Regions from separate parts of the Mus musculus genome. Here region 2 is linked to region 1. The links are chromatin loops, found by intact Hi-C in ENCODE. Cell type or tissue: left cerebral cortex. All regions are shown on one strand.

Evidence for each region. Hi-C counts contacts between places; a loop is a spot of excess contacts. Peaks named below come from ENCODE experiments on the same cell type or tissue, not always from the same donor. Only the 100,000 strongest peaks of a DNase experiment are listed, where the experiment ranks them.
Region 2: it touches region 1 in a loop (5-fold over the local background); 2 of 42 quality-filtered maps call a loop at or near these places.

The regions. Positions count from the first base shown.
Region 1 is chr7:116,157,587-116,165,586 of GRCm38, forward strand. It overlaps Plekha7 (pleckstrin homology domain containing, family A member 7), which reads right to left. Exons shown (of 27, transcript NM_001305185.1): 10 at 6,446-6,910; 11 at 271-793. Among named protein-coding and RNA genes, the nearest start is that of 1110004F10Rik, 68 kb to the left of the region's middle. In left cerebral cortex, a CTCF peak has its summit at 4,104 (motif pointing right); a DNase peak (open chromatin) is centred at 4,115.
Region 2 is chr7:116,205,999-116,213,998 of GRCm38, forward strand. The region is part of intron 3 of Plekha7 (pleckstrin homology domain containing, family A member 7); the gene reads right to left. Among named protein-coding and RNA genes, the nearest start is that of Gm44867, 81 kb to the right of the region's middle. In left cerebral cortex, a CTCF peak has its summit at 375 (motif pointing right); DNase peaks (open chromatin) are centred at 3,067 and 4,492.

The DNA of each region.
Region 1 (8,000 bases):
CAGACTGAGGCCAGGCAAGGAGACCTCAGCCACTCACTACCAGGACTGCCCACCATGCGTCCTTCCATCTCTCTGAGCCCTAGGAGCCTGGTGTCTGAAATGGACACCTTTCTCACTGGGCACAGCACAGCAAACTGAAAGGCCCTGAGAGTTCGACCTCAGCTGGGTTGTTATATTGTTTCCTGACTTACAGGCTGCCAGGCAGCCACCGAGTGACTCTGTCTCTCGATACAAGATCCCAGTCACCTGGTAGAAGTTCCCAGGCCTCACCTTGGCAGCATGACCCCGTGCCTTCCTGGGAGAACCCCCCAGAGAGATGTCCACACTCCTCCTCTGCTCGGGTGGCTTCACTGTGACCCTTTCTGCTGGTGTATGTGGCCGCCGGGGCGGAAAGGGCCTTGGAGGCCCAGGAGGAGGGATGTCAGAAGGAGACGGAGGCACGGAGATGGAGCGGGGCACCTCCAGCAGGCTCCGGCTGCGACCCTGCTCGGTGAACTCTGGGGAGCCAGCTCCTATGGGTGCGGTGGGGCTGCCGTGACGGAACTGCTGCCTCTGCTGCCACTCATAGAGCTGCCACACAGTGCCGTCTCTGTGTGCCCGGCGCTCTTCACTGGACATCTTCAGGTGGCTGGCTCGGTCCTGTGCGTACTTGTAGTCGCTGGGCAGGTTCCGGGGAGGGGGTGACGAGCTCCCAGAAAGATGTCTAGTGCTCTTGGGAAGACTCTGGTAGTTTTCCGGGAAGGACAGGGGCTGGCTGGGACCCTGGCGAGGAAGTGTTTGGTCTAAGGGCAAGCTGAGAAAGACAAAGAACATGTCAGGCCATCACACAAGGCAACACAGCTAAGGAAATCCACAGGGTCATCTTGTGGGGGAGACATCAGGACCCCAAACAGCGACTGACGCAGACACCTGGGGCTTCTCACTGAACCCAGAACCAGTTTTCTCTGAGAGCTGGGACCACGGCAGGGTTCCTGTGCCCATCACTCCTGGAGCGGTGTGGTTAAACCGTCTCTCCTCTCTTACCAGTTGTCAATGACAAGCAAGGTGTGTTGGTCTGGAAGGTCTCAAGAGTTTTCTGGGGTGAGAGGCTCTCCTTCTGCCTGGGAACCTAGCACCAACCCTCAAAACTCACAAAGAAAATGGCTGGAGGCGGGTGGGGAGGGATGTCTTCTCTTTGCTACCCTTCTAACCCAGACACTGGTACCTTCCCTCCTACAGAGAACTCTGAGAGCCTCCTGATGTGTTTCTTGTACATGGTCACCTGATCTCATCACTCCAGTGTGCTCTGAACCTCCTCAGTGCCCTCGAAATCCTTGCCTGGTACTCAGGGCTCTCTAACATCTGATTACAACCTACCCTGAGGTCCCGCTGTTTTCTCACTGCTCCCTCCAGGACTGAGACCAGCAGCCTAGACTGCCAGGGATGGAGGAGCACCCTCACCGCCTCCCCCTCACACACCATGAGCATCCCGCATTGGTTGTCCACCACGGAGCCCCCTACCTCAGTAACTTCTCACTGTGCAAAAAGCAAAAAGTAGGTTTTGAATCTGAATTCTACATACACTGGACATGACTGCAGGAGGCTTACTGACTGCTCTGAGCCTCAGTTTCCCTACCTGTATGTGAGGTAGTATTAGTGCTTCATCTAGGGTTCTGAGTAAGGGAAAATACATCCTGAGAGCCTTAGCATGTTATGCACCTTCCTGACACGGCTTCCCCTCCCTCCATGGACAGGCGTGGTGGTACACACCACCTATAAAAGCAATAAGGAGGTAGAAGTTGGAGGGTAAGAAGTTCAGGATCAGGCTGGAGAGATGGCTCAGCGGTTAAGAGCACCAACTGCTCTTCCAGAGGTCCTGAGTTCAAATCCCAGCAACCACATGGTGGCTCACAACCATCTGTAACAGGATCTGATGCCCTCTTCTGGTGTGTCTGAAGTCAGTGACAGTGGACTCATATGCATTAAATAAGTAAATCAATCTTTAAATAAAGGAAGTTCAGGGGCGTCCTCAGCCGTGCAATAAGTTCTGGGCCATTCTAGGATACAGGAAACATTGTCAAAGACTAGGGGTTGAAGAGATGGCTCAGCAGTCAGAGATTTGCTGCTTTTCCAGAGGGCCCAGGTTCAATCCCCAGCAGCCACAAAAGGTTCATAACAACCTGTAACTCCAGTTCCAGGAGATCTATCTCCCTCTTCTGAATTCCATGGGCATCAGGCATGCACAGCAATGCACAGACATACACTCAGGCAAAACATTCAGAACATAAATTCAAACTTTTTTTTACAGTTTACGGCCAGTGAGATGGCTTAGTACATAGAGTGCTTGCCAAGCAGGCTTGATAATCTGAACTAAATCCCCAGAACCAACGGTGGCAGGAGAGAATGGACTCCCAAAAGTGTTCTTCTAAATGCTGTATGTGCATTGCAGCATCCATGTGCCTGCTCAAGTGTGTGTGCGCTCCCCCCACCTCTGTCTGTCTGTCTGTCTGTCTGCTCTCTCTCTCTCTCTCTCTCTCTCTAAGTTCTTTTTTGTTGTCGTTTGCTTTTTTCAGTCTAATCTGCAAGGTAGTGTGACCTTGTAAAGAGAATAGGCTCTGGGATTACAGAAGCCTGGGTTCAAATCCTAACTCTGTCTCATCAACTTCACATGGCAAACTTATAACAAAAACATCACTGTGTGTCAGTCATTGCTCTGGGATGATGCTAACTCTGAGTATATGGTCAGTGGAGGCGGCAGCAGCAGCAGCAATACCTGAGGCTTTATTCAAAGGGCAGGCTCCTGAATTAAGCCAGTCACTGCATGTTCTCGCTTGTACATGGGATGCAGAGAAGCAAAGAGTAAGGCTGGCGATGGCAGAGATGAAGCAGGAGATGTTGGTCAGCTGTGCAGACTTTCACGTGAGCATGTATCAGAGCCCCACTGTACACAACATGGGGACCACAGCTAATAATAATAACTTCAGAATTCTCAAAGAACAGAGTGATTATTGCTACCACATTACATAAGGATATGTGGGTGAGGTGATGAATATTAATGTTTCAACAGCTTCACAATGTATGCATATACCAAAATCTCCCATCTGTTCCATCAATATATAACTATTACTTTTTCAAATGTATGATTATGTTTGTGTGTGTATGCACATGTGTTGGAGTGGGCACACCCATGTATGTTTGTGTCTGGAGGCCAGAAGAGGACATCAAGGGTCCTGCTCTAACATTCTCTGCCCCCTTCCCTTGAGACAGTGTCTCTCCCTAGCCTAGAACTTCTTGTCTGACTAAGGCAGCTGGCCAGTGAGCTCCCAGATCCATCTGTCTGCCCCCTAACACTGGGATTGCCTGACATGGGTGGAACTGCACAAGAATCACTCGTGCCAAGTGTCATTTCTCTACTCCCATAGTTATTACTTTTGGTTAAAAGTAAAAGCTGGAGAGATGCCTTAGCACTGGCTGCTCTTACAAAGGACCTGGGTTCAATTCTCAGCACCGACATGGTGGCTCACAACCATCTGTAACTCCAGTTCCAGGGGCTCTGACTCTCTTTTCTGACCTCTGCAGACAGCAGGAACACACACACATGGTACACATAAAATAAAATAAAATAAATCTTTTTTAAAAATCTTAGAAATACAGGATAGAGATATAATTCAGTTTTAACAGTCTTTGTCTAATATCCACAAAGCCCTGGGTTCAACTCCCAGTGTGGCATAAACAGACCAGAAGCCAGTCTGGGATCAAGACCCTATATAAAATATAATTTCAAAATGTAGGTCTTTCAGCCCAGGAGATCTATGAATAATAACCTCTGGGCAGGGTACTTTCACCCTGTTAAACAGCCCCAGAGGTTGAAGGATGCTATTCCAATCCTAGTACATCACTCATATCGTCTGACCTCACGTCCATCTCTTCTGCTCTACCCTCACTCGCCTCTCTGCACAACGTGGATAATAAGCCCCTCTGACTCACCATCGTGAGGGACAGAAATAGGTGCCATCAAATATGGCAGCTTCCCTTTCTCAGTTTCTTTTCATTCAGTTGAGGTAATTTTAAGATCACTTCAACCCAAACCTGTCTAGCATGCAGGTGTGCCTGCTTGCCACTAGGTGGCAGAGGTTTTCCATTCATTTTCCCAAAGCCCACGTCTAATGTGGTAGCAGCTCCCAAATCCTCAGAGGTGGGTGGTGGCCGAAGCAGTCAGCAGATGTGGGACTGCTCCGTCCATCTGTCTCTACAGCCTATGCAGAGTACCTGCCTACCATGTTTAGATGGTCACAGTCCCCCATTCCCACTATTAAGTATCCCAAATCCGGAGGCTGTCCTCAGTCCCTGCTTCCCACTTATGCACTGTCTACCATTTGGGGAGACCTCAGACATTAGTAGGATGGTGGCCACTGGCTCCTGCAGCCAAACTATAATGATTAACTGGCTAGTGGAGGGAGGGGCAGGATAGGTCCCAGGAGCAGGTGGGTGCTCCTGGGGCAGCCTCTGTCTTGACAACAGACATGTGTCCAACCTGGCCTTACATAGTCCTGTATTAGGAACCACCTGCCCTGTGGTTCCAAAACCAGAAAAATTAAACAGGATATCCTGAGAAAGTGGCTGCAAGACAGTCACGCCAAATGTAAGGTCAACTTTTGTGACTGCTCCTGTTTGCTGAAGAAATCCCTCACCCTCGCTTCCACGTCAATCATGCAAGCCTTTCATTTCCTATTGTGTTCCCTCTGATCGGCTTTTAATCCCTGGCCCCACCCACCTTTTTATTTTATAAGTACACTTTACTTTAAACACTGGGTGCCGGTGAAAGTAGAAGGCGAGGACTCTAAGTACCGGTATGTAAGACTCTTGCTAACCCCATCCCAACAGCGTTAAATTACAGGAGATGCAATCTAGATATATCTCAAATATGGGGATAAGTGAGAAATAGTTCCCTATGTGGACTTCCTTCCAATGCCTCTGTGTGCTCTGTCCAGTGACAAGGAGGTCAGCACAGTCTTACAACACACTAAGGTGAGATAGCTGGCTTCTTTATCTGTGTTTTCAAATGGAAAATGGAGGAAGTTCCTTCACTAAGGAGCCAGACCCATTGGTCACTTACCATAGGAAATTACCATATACTTATATATATTTTCGTGAGTGTGTGTGCATGTATGTGTGTGTATGCGTGTATGTGTGTATGTGCATGTATGTGTGTGTGTGTAGAACAGACTGGCCTGGAACTTACAGCCACCCTCTAGTGATTACAGACATGTGCCATGAAACCCAGCTACATAATCTTTAAGGACAAATATCTGGGAACACGGGGTGCAGCCCCTTTAGGACGGTACAACCCCAGGGCCAATGTGCATCTTCTCTGCACTCTGCTTTCAGCCTCAGTGCCACTGCCTCTCCTCCCCTTGCTGATCCCCCTCCCTTCAGCTCCCTGACACACACCACCTTTGTGCCTTCCACAGGGCAGGCCATTGTGGCGAGGAATAACGAGGTCTGTGGGTGGTGAGAGCCTTGTGGAGTCCCATTTCATCAACAACGAGTTAGAAGCTCAATGGTCTAATTTTTTTTTTTTTTTTGCAAGGACTTTCTCCCATGAAAAGGTCTCGAGAGCCAGGCATTCTGGTGGCTCCTTCATTCCTACTGTCCACTGCCTTCAGATTTAAACTCTGAAACTAGCTCTGGCTGGGTGGGGTGTGCACGTCTTTCCTCATGGTACTTGGGAGGTAGAGGCAGGTGGAGCTCTATGAGTTCAAGGCCAGCTTGGTCTACACAGTGAGTTCCAGGCCAAACAGGCTACATAATGAGACCTTGTCTAAAAAGAAAAAAGAAAGAAAGGGTCTAGAGAGATGGCTTGGCTGTTAAAGAGCACTTGCTGCTCCTGCGGAGGCTTCAGGCTTAGTTCCCAGCATCCATCCACATGGTACTGTTTCTAACTCCAGTTCTAGGGGAACTAATGCCCTCTTTTGGTCTCTATGGGCACTAGCCCATATCTGGTACTCAGACATGCATGCAGGGAAACACCCATAAACATAAAATGTTTTTCTTCAAATGAGCCCCTACCAATGACAGGATGAGTTTCCACAATACCTGGGTTCTTCCCGGGGCTCCTCCAGGCATCTGGGAGGTGACACCTGGGTCTCAGTGCTCTCAAGAGTCTACAGAGACTCCTTGGAAGCAGAGGGACAGCAGTGCAAAGCTGATCAGCTACTGACACTGTTGGCCATCTGTGTCCACAGACCACACTCTAAACACAGCCTTGCCACTAAGCTGTGTGTCCTAGGTAGGCTACCTCCCTTCTCCAAGCCCATTTCTCTGGTCTGTAAATTAGAGCTACCACCTTCCTGTGGAGGACTGTTAAGGTTATTCACATAGAGGTAGAGCGGTTAATTAGCTGAGCAGGTACTGGAGAAATGACAGCACCCGACCGGCCCCACCCTTGTTATCACATTAGACTAACCTCCTGCCGTCCCCCTTCTGAGCTTTTGTCCAGTGCTCTGCCTGGGCCAGGCCGGTCTTCCTCTGGCTGTGTTTTTCTGGGTTGGCCCTGGGAGGAGCAGTCCGCTGGTACCCATTGGTCCCATTCTGTTCTCCCAGGCCATAAGGTGGCACCCCGTTCTTCTCGGCTCGCTGTGGCTGTGCTTGCTGGCCTCGGGGCCCACCAGGTAGATCGACAAACAAGGCATCCTCCTCAGCTGGCAAGTATGGGGACCTGGCCTTGCTCCTGTCCCTCCTGCCCTCCAGTGGGTCTCTTTGAGCACGGAAGCGTTCCTCCTCCTGCTCCCTCCTGTTGAAGCCATAGGAGTCCTCATAGCCTCGACGAGGACAGTCTCTCGAGTGCCCAGGTCCCACGTGGCCACATTCTTGGCAGGCGTCAGTGTGGTTGGCCTGTGGCATGGCCTGCCGCTCCACCTTGTCCACGTCCCTGTAATGGCAGCAGCACATTCAGCCCACAGCACAGCCGAGACTTCCAGGAAACATTATCTACTTTATCTCAGAGCATCCCTCCACCCCTAACCCAAGCTCAGTCCTTTCTCCTACTGTCGGAACCTGGCTTAAGTGCCACTTCTTCCAGAAGGCCGCTCCTGACACACTCCTCAGTGTAAATGGGACTACGGCCTGACACCATCACCACACTGAAACGGCTGCTCCAGAGCCATACTCTAGTTTCTGCCACCTACTGTCTTTCCACTCATGGCCCTCACCCCCACCCACAAGCCCGGCCAGCTTGGGGAGAGGTACTGGTGACAACTAAAACTGTGAGCTGAGGATAGAGGAGGGACTCTGTGACACTGGACATGGTTCTTCTGTCAAGGCCTGCCACACTGAAAGCCTCCTAAGGACAGGTCCTACCCTAGTTCTGCATGCGGCCCCATCACTCAGGACAGAACAATGGCTCACTGGAGTCAGAAGAAGACACTCCAACACAGATGGGAAAATGAGCAGGAATTCAGATGGGGCATTAGTCTAGCTATGTTCCAGGGTAAAAAGGTCCTGCCCTTCCAATACAGGGCTTGTATGATGGTTTAGCCAGGACTGTTTGGGCTTTGATCTGGGAGCACACAGCAGAACACTCCTGTATTTAAACCATGATGATCAGAGCCCCAGGACCACCCAGAACCTCGGCTCTCCGGGGTGAGTACAGATTAAAGCTAGTCTAGGGAACAAGAAACATTTAATACCCTACACAGTGGCTACTTCTTGTTGTATGCGGATCTAACTGTGGGCACGCAGACCCAAACAAGGCAGTCACACTTGCCACTGTCAATGTTCGAATGCCTTCTCCACAGAAACCCCAAGTTATGCAGAAATAAAGTTTCTCTGTACTTCTCTACTGTCTGTCTGTCTGTCTGTCTGTCTGTCTGTCTATCTTCTCTGTGTAGCCCTGGCAGTCCTGGAACTCACTCTGTAGGCCAGGCTGTCCTCGAACTCAGAGATCCACCTGCCTCTGCCTCTTAAGTGCTGGGATTAAAGGTATGTGCCCCCGACTTCTCTACAATTTTTTTTTAATTTAC
Region 2 (8,000 bases), 48 kb after region 1:
TAGAAATGTATTTATTCCTTTTCCCCTCTAGAATTTCCTCCACATTATTGGACCAGAGAAATTGCTGGCAGGGAAGTGGTGTCTCTCTAGAACCCAGGAAACAGCCCAAAGCCTTGCAGGTAGGAACAGCATCGTAATGAGGAAAGCAACAAGAGGCAGGAGTATCCACATTACCGTACTCAGTAACCTACTACATCCTGACTTTGGCCCTTCACTCTGTCAAGGGCAGGCTGGGCTGGGGAAAATCAACACACAGATCTGAGGCAATGATTGTCAACCTTCCTAGTGCTGCAACCCCTTAATACAATTCCTCATGTCATTGTAACCCAAACCATAAAATAACTTTTTAAAAAGATTTATTAATTATTATATATAAGTACACTGTAGCAGTCTTCAGACACACCAGAAGAGGGCATCAGATCTCATTACAGGTGGTTGTGAGCCACCATGTGGTTCCTGGGATTTGAACTCAGGACCTTCGGAAGAGCAGTCAGTGCGCTTACCCGCTAAGCCATCTCGCCAGCCCAAAATAACTTTTTATTGCTACTTCATAACTGTTATCTTGCTGCTGTTTTGAATTGCAAGATGCTTACAATCCTAAGAATGCCTGTGTTTTCCGATGGTCCTAGGTGGCCCCTGTGAAAGGGTCATTTGAGCCCCACCTACCAAGGGGTTGGAACTTACAGGAACTTACAGAATCACTGATCTGAGCCAGGCATGGTGGCGCACGCCTTTAATCCCAGCACTTGGGGGGGTGGGGGGGGCAGAGGCAGGCGGATTTCTGAGTTCAAGACCAGCCTGGTCTACAAAGTGAGTTCCAGGACAGCCAGGGCTACACAGAGAAATCCTGTCTCGAAAAGCCAAATTTAAAAAAAAAAAAAAAAAAAAAAGAATCACTGATCTGAAGGCTCACTGTGCCCAGAGCCCAGGGGACATCTCCAGGAATTAAAGCATGGGGCCTTTGTTTACCAGGTTGTCAGAGGCAACCCAGCCACATTCCAATGGGAGGAGTCTCCTGTAGTAACTCCTGTGTTGTACCCTATCTGGTCCCCATGATCAGGTTACCCAGCACCTTTCAACCTCCCCAGTCAGGACCTCCTGCCTGGCTAAGCCTACCGTTTACTATGCATCCACTCCAAGGGACTTCTAGCCATAGAATTAACAGTTCTGGAGACCCCGGAGGGGACCTGCAGAACAGTACTTTTCCTTGGTCCGCTATCTATGCAGGACTCAGGGAAGGAGGGCCCCACTCTACCTCAGAACTAAGGACTCAGACTCTCAGAAGAGGGTGGAATGGGATGGCTTCGGAAACCCCCACCTAAACAGTTTCCTGTTTTATTTCCCAATTGTGTCCATTCAGGAAGGGAGTCCTGTTTGAGGAACACAGCAGGAAGACGGGGCCTGACCACAGCAACCCCAAGAACCCAGAGTTTCCACTGTACACACCATGACCACACTGGCAACACCCTGACAGAATCTTCTAGCTTGATTCTGGGATTTCTTTCTTTTCTTTTTTCCTTTTGATTTTCAAGCATTAATTGGGGCAGGAGAGAGGAATGGGTAAGAGGGACGCATCAGTTAGTGGAAGAAAGTGAGCCTGAAGCCAGAACTGGGCTCAAACTTTGGTTCCACCCAGCAGTGTGGACACTTTATAGAAAGCTTCTCCATGATGTGATATCTGGCAGCAAGGCGGCCACAAGGTTTCTTATTGGGGTCCACCCCACCCCACCCCACCCGAGGGAATCCTGAAGATGCTCCACAGCCCCAGCAGGGAGCCCACCATGTCGGTGTCTCAGACTTCTCCCACAGAGAGTCAAAACTGGAGACTGGTGGTAGACATAGATACCAATGAAAGATGGGTATCCAGAACAGTAACTCTAGTGAGCATAGCCCATTCTTTTATTTTAAAATTTTATTTTCTTGGGGCTAGGGAGATGGCTCAGCTGTTAAGAGCACTTACTGCTCTTCCAGTGGCTCTGAGTTCAATTCCCAGCAACCACACTATCTGTAATGGGATCCAATGCTCTTTTCTGGTGTGTCTGAAGACAGCTACAGTGTACTCATATATATATAATCTTTTAAAACATTATTTTCTTATTTTTCACTATGTATATTTATATGTATCTGCATGTGGATATATTCACTTGAGTACAGGTATCCATGGAAGCCAAAGAGGGTGTTAGGTCTCCCTGGAATTACAAGCAGATGTAGGTGCTGAAAACCATACCCAGGTCCTCTGGAGGACCACTAAGTGCTCCTAACCATTGGGCCATCTCCCAGCCCGCACATCACTCTCTCTATCACACTCTACTCCAGGCCTCTCCCACATGGATATGACCTAGGAGGCGGGTACCGTTCTCTTCGTTTCATGAAGGAAGAAACTGAGGATCAGAACCACTAAGAGATTTGTAGAAGATCACACAGCTAGAGAGGGCTGGGGCCAGAGTTCAACCCAGGCCCTCTAACCGAACAGCTTGGGGGGGGGGGGGCGCAAATGTTGGACTATTCTCCGTCAGACATTAAGGCAAGGGCTGAGGATGTGGCTCAGTTTGCAGAGTGCCTGGCCATTGTGCACAGGGCCCTTGGCCTCCATCCCTGGCACATCTTGCAACATCAGCACTTACCCCATAATCCAAGCACTCAGGAGGTGAAGGCAGAAGCATCAAAAAGTCAAAGTGACACTTGGTGACATATCAAGTTTGAGGCTAGCCTGAGCTACATGAGCTCCTGCCCCCACCCCCGAAAGGAAAAAGACAACAAGGCAAAAATCAATTCTTTATATTGCCAAGGCAAGAAGGAAGGAGAAGATGCTCTTACTAGACTCTCCACCCTCTGGAAACAACCCCAGGCCTCTACTTCCCCATGGAAGTCCCAGCAGTTTGGACTGCATGAAGATAGTCTGGAACTTGCTGGTGGTCTTTCACTAGCAAGGCCTCTTACCTTTGAAGAGGACCGTGTAAAGAAATGAGTGCACACAGCATCCTTCCTCGCGCCTCCCACTCTACAGACAGCTGCACATCACTGCCTCTGAATCACATCTTGAAACGAAGCCTTTCCCAATACAGGCTCTGTTCCCCAGTGTCAAACTATGTGGGCAGGAAGGGACGCAGACAGCAGAGAGCTTGCTCAGTGAATGGCTTTCTCGGCTGCGTGATGGTATCTGATGCATGTTAAATGCCTCCCTGCAAGTCCCCAAGTGTCTATTAATCAGTCAACCAAGAACAGAGGGCTCCAAGGGAGAACCTGCCACTGCAGAAGAAACCGAATTGTGGGCAGGATCCTGGCTAATGCATAGGGGCAGAGGGCTGTGGTCAGTACGGTACTCTGAGGGAGTTGGGCCCACCAGTCACAAGGTAAGATAACAGAAACACCATCTACAGACAGGAACAAAAGTCTACCCCTTCCCAGGTTTACCTGGGCACTGGTTGAGCCAAAAAGAGAACTTACTCAACTGTCTAAAGGAGACATGTGAACCAGTGCAAAAGCACACAGCTCTAGTCCCTCCGGCTGGGGGAGCCTGGGGTGGGAGGACGCTTGGGTCTAGGAGTTTGAGGTCAGTCTGAATAATATTATAAGATTTTATTTCAAAAATAAATAGAGCTGAAAGTTGCTATGTCAGTAAAGTATTTGCACAGGCAAGAGGTTCAGAGCTCCGTTCTTAGAATCCATGTAAAAAGTCAGGTGTGGTGGCGCTCTGGTAACCTCAGTGCCAGGGAAGGCAGGGAGGGGATCCTTGGAGCTCACTGACCACCCGGCCAGTCTGGACGAAATCAGTGAGCCTCAGGTTCCAGTGTGAAAGCCAGCCTCAAACACAAAGTGGGCAGTGTCTGAGGAAGGACGCCTGAGGTTATCCTCTAGCCTCACACACACACCACGCGCATGTACTGTACACATAACACTTGTATGGTCTGGGGGGAGGTTAGAGAGAAGTAAGACAAAAGAGAAACGCAGAAAACTCATTTGTTCTTCCTCAGTTTCCCTTACACTGGGAAAGTCAACTCCCGACTCAGAGGCACACACCAAGCTCTGCATTTCCCCTCCTTCCACCACAGCCAGTCAGCCAGAAACCCCACAGCTAGCCTGTCTTTACTGTCTACAACTATGGCTCTGCCAGCATCCTGTGTGGTGGCTGCAGAGTCCCCACTGTGCGGCGATGGCAGAGGTCTGGTGGCAGCATTATCTCCGGGGCAAGGCTCCTGAGTGCATTCAAGGGAAGGGCTGTGGGGATGGCACCTCTGTCCAAAAGGCTGCTGGCTGCTATCACCTTCTGGGAGTTCTCACGAGCACCTTGCACGTGTTGCTTTTGCTTTGGGAACACAGAGCAATTAGAAAGGGACTCAGACTTCATGCCTGCAACTGCGGCTGTCGTGGGAGGGTCTGCCCTTGCAGGCACACATGTGGCTCAGATGTGAATTTAAAAGGCGATTAAGGAAATATGCAGTTTGGTATTGAAGGCCTCTCAGGGGGTGAGGAAAATGGCAAATGCTCATTTCAGGGCTCTGGGTGGCAATCACTCCCTACTCCCAGAGCATTCAGTCATCACCATGACAACCACCCAAAGTCTTCCTTCCTCTGTGGCAAAGACAATAGAAATTTTAATTAAGGCCATTCCTTTTTTTTTTTTTTTTAATCAGTTGGAAGAAAACATCCACGAAATGTTATCCAGAAAAATACGACCAGAAACAGTTTAGGAATTCGGCAATATTTTCACTGCTTTGCACAAATCACATGACCCTCTCCCCGCATCCCCAAAGCCTAGTCTCCGTCTGCCTCAATGTCTCAGAGTTTATAGGGTTCACACATTTAGATTTGTCTGGATATTTGATCTAACATCATAAAGCTGTGTAAATTCCAATTTAATTTTCTGGCTATGACTGAGAACAGGGTTCTAACTATTTTTATCTCAGTCATAAATTCAAAAGGTCTGATACACTTTCATTAGGCTTCGGTGCTCAATGGCCTCTGGACTGACAGACCTGGATCTCTGTGGTGCACTCTGTGTGATCCTGGGCTAGCTTTTTACCTTCTCTAGATCCTACCTGGAAGACAGAGTAGGAACGGCACTGTGAAACATGTCAGTAAGAAGCAGTAGTGATCATTTTATACATATGCACAGTGAGCTGTCAATTAGAATAATGAAACAAAGTCATTATTATTTTGCCCCAAGTAACAAAGGAGCCCTGGTCCTGCCTTCCTATGAAATACATCTGGAATGCACTGGCTTCTCTCCCGCCTCTATCCTAAACCCAGGCTCTGTATCACTCACTTGCATTATCCTAACATCTCCTGCCTAAGCTCTTTGCTTCTAGACCCTTTTGCACAGTCCTCATGACCAATCAACTGCTCACTCTTCTCTATGTGAACTTCCAATACGATTTTCAGGGTATGGGGGGTGGGAGGAGACACTGGGTTTTACTGGAAAACATTCTTACTCTAAAGGCCTCTGAAATAAATGGGGGGGGGGGGCTAGAAAATAATGTTGACCAGTGAGGTGGTTTAGCTGATAAAGGCCTTGCTGGCAAGCCCGACACCGAAGAACTCACGTGAAGGGAGTTTATTAACTTTGGAAGGTTGTTCTCTTACCTCCACATGTGCACAGTAATAATGCATACACAAATACACACGTGTGCATGCACTCAGATACACATGGTTTTTAATGAGAAGGGAAATCTCATGAAGGGTGATTTGTCAAGGGCAAAGACCCTTCCTAAGTCTAACAGCAAGACTGGAATCTTGCTCTGCGGACCTGGGTGGAACAAGGAGCCACAGGGCTGTGGGCAGGCGGGGAAGCAGGTAGTTCAGTAGATGGGGTGCCTGGAGCAGGCACTCTGTGGAACTGCCTTTCATTTGCTTCCACCGTGGCAGAGAGACCTCACATGCAGACAGATGCCCCTGCACGCTCTGAACAGAAAGGCTTTGAAGGCCCAGAGATGGATCTGCCAGCCCTAGGAATGCAGGTCACCCTGCCTGCTGCCAGTGTCTGTGTGGTAGGGAGGAACTACGCATAGTTCAGCTCTCACAGCTGAGAGCCCTCGCTGGATCTGACTGTGTGGCTGCACACTCTTCTCTCAAGCATGCAGCACATGCAATGCTGGCCGGCTCGCATGCCGGGATGACACAGTGAAACGGCGGTCTTAGGAACACAGACACTCTGACCTGCCTTCCCTGGACTCCTGGGTGTCTTGTTACAGCTCTACTTCCACTGGCCTGATGGCTTGGCCCCACCACCATCAGGATAATCTCCTCCTTGTCACGAAGTTCATGCATGTTTATACAGGTCAAAATGATGAGAATTGGTCACGTCCTTAGTGATCTGGCAGGCCAGGAAGAAAGAAGATAAAAAGCAGGAGGCTCCAAGCAAAGGCTCCTCACTGGGTTCGTCAGGTCGTCACCTATGAGACCAGTCTCTTTTGCCCCCCCCAACCCCCCAAAAAAACCCAAAACAAACAAACAAAAAACAAACAAACAAAACCCTATTTTCCTAGAATAGAAACTCTAAATTTAATTTTTAAGTTGCTCAGCACATGGAAGCCATATATAACCCAGAGGAATATGTACGGCATGAAAGTTTATTTTTCGCTTGTTATTTACAAAAAGTAATAATATGCAGCCCTTAGCAAAAATAAAAAAATAAATAAGTAAACCTAGAAAAGGAGAAATGCTGAGGGGGGAAATCACTTCTAGGTCCACTGGCACTCTCGTCTGAGAGCTAAATAATTAATTTTGTGCTAAAGCAAGCCTGTTTCCCCTTGTAGATTCTATTGAAGATGAACTAATAAAAGCCAACGTTTCCAAAAAAAATAATTGTGTGGAAGTCTGCCACTCTCTTCGCAACTCTACCATCAGGAACTCATTTGTTAGGGTGAGTGTGGGTCTTCCCAGCATGTCTGCTGGGGTGGAAAGAACATGAAGGACAGACAGCTTTATGGAGACAGTTCACAAATCAGTCACCACTTGCTCCTCTATCCAATCTTCTAGCCGCCATCACCACCATGCCCACTCCATCTCTGGGCAACAATTAATCTATTTTCTATCTTCACGAACGTCTCCTCCTCTGAATAATAGCAGGGTAATATATTGGGTCACCTTTTGTGACTAGCTTCCTTCACTTAAAATAAATCTTTTAAGGTTCATCCTTGTGACATTATCAACATTTCGTTCCTTTTCATTGCCAGGTAATATTCCATTGTAGACATATATCACAGTTTTTCTTTCACTCAGCTGGTGGACATCTGGGTCAGACTATATTCACCTTTAGGATATCACAGATAATGCTGCTGTGGACAACGTATGGGAACTTATGTTCTCATTTCTCCTGGGAGTAGAATTCATCAGTTTTACGGAAATTCTACATTTAAACTTCCGAGAAGCATCAGACTGGCTCCCTCAGTGGCTCCCCAACATGCACCAACCCTAGTTAGCCACTCATCACTAAAATGCAGAAGGCCTCCAATCTGAGTTCTCGCCATCCATGGTTCCAGCACTAACTCTCAACCAAGACCCCAAAACGTTAAATGGGAAAATAAATGATTCCTGAGTTTGAAGCCGTGTGCTGTTCTGAGTCATATAATAAAAATCTTGCAAGTCTGCTTCATCCCGCCCCAGACGTGAACCATCCTTTGTCCATCATATCAGGCTGCTAGTAGGACCTGCTCATTAACCACCTGGCATCATCTTGGTTATCAAACTATCTCAGCATCACAAGGTAATATATACTCAACTAACCTGCATTCTACTTAATAACAGTCACCAATAGCAGGAAATGTGCTGCCAAGTTGGACACAGAATTACAAATACCCATGATCCCTAGCTCCCTGGGAGGCTGAGGGGGAGCCTCACAATCTCCAGGTCAGCCTAGGCTACAGAGAGACCCACAGAGGTAGTGACAGGAAGGGGGCAGCAAGTCTGGGAGGAGAGGCAGGCTTTGGTGCTGTGTGGTGGCACTGCAGAGCACTAGGGGAGAAGCACTGGGCTGCCGGGTTCACCATCCCTAGGTGTGT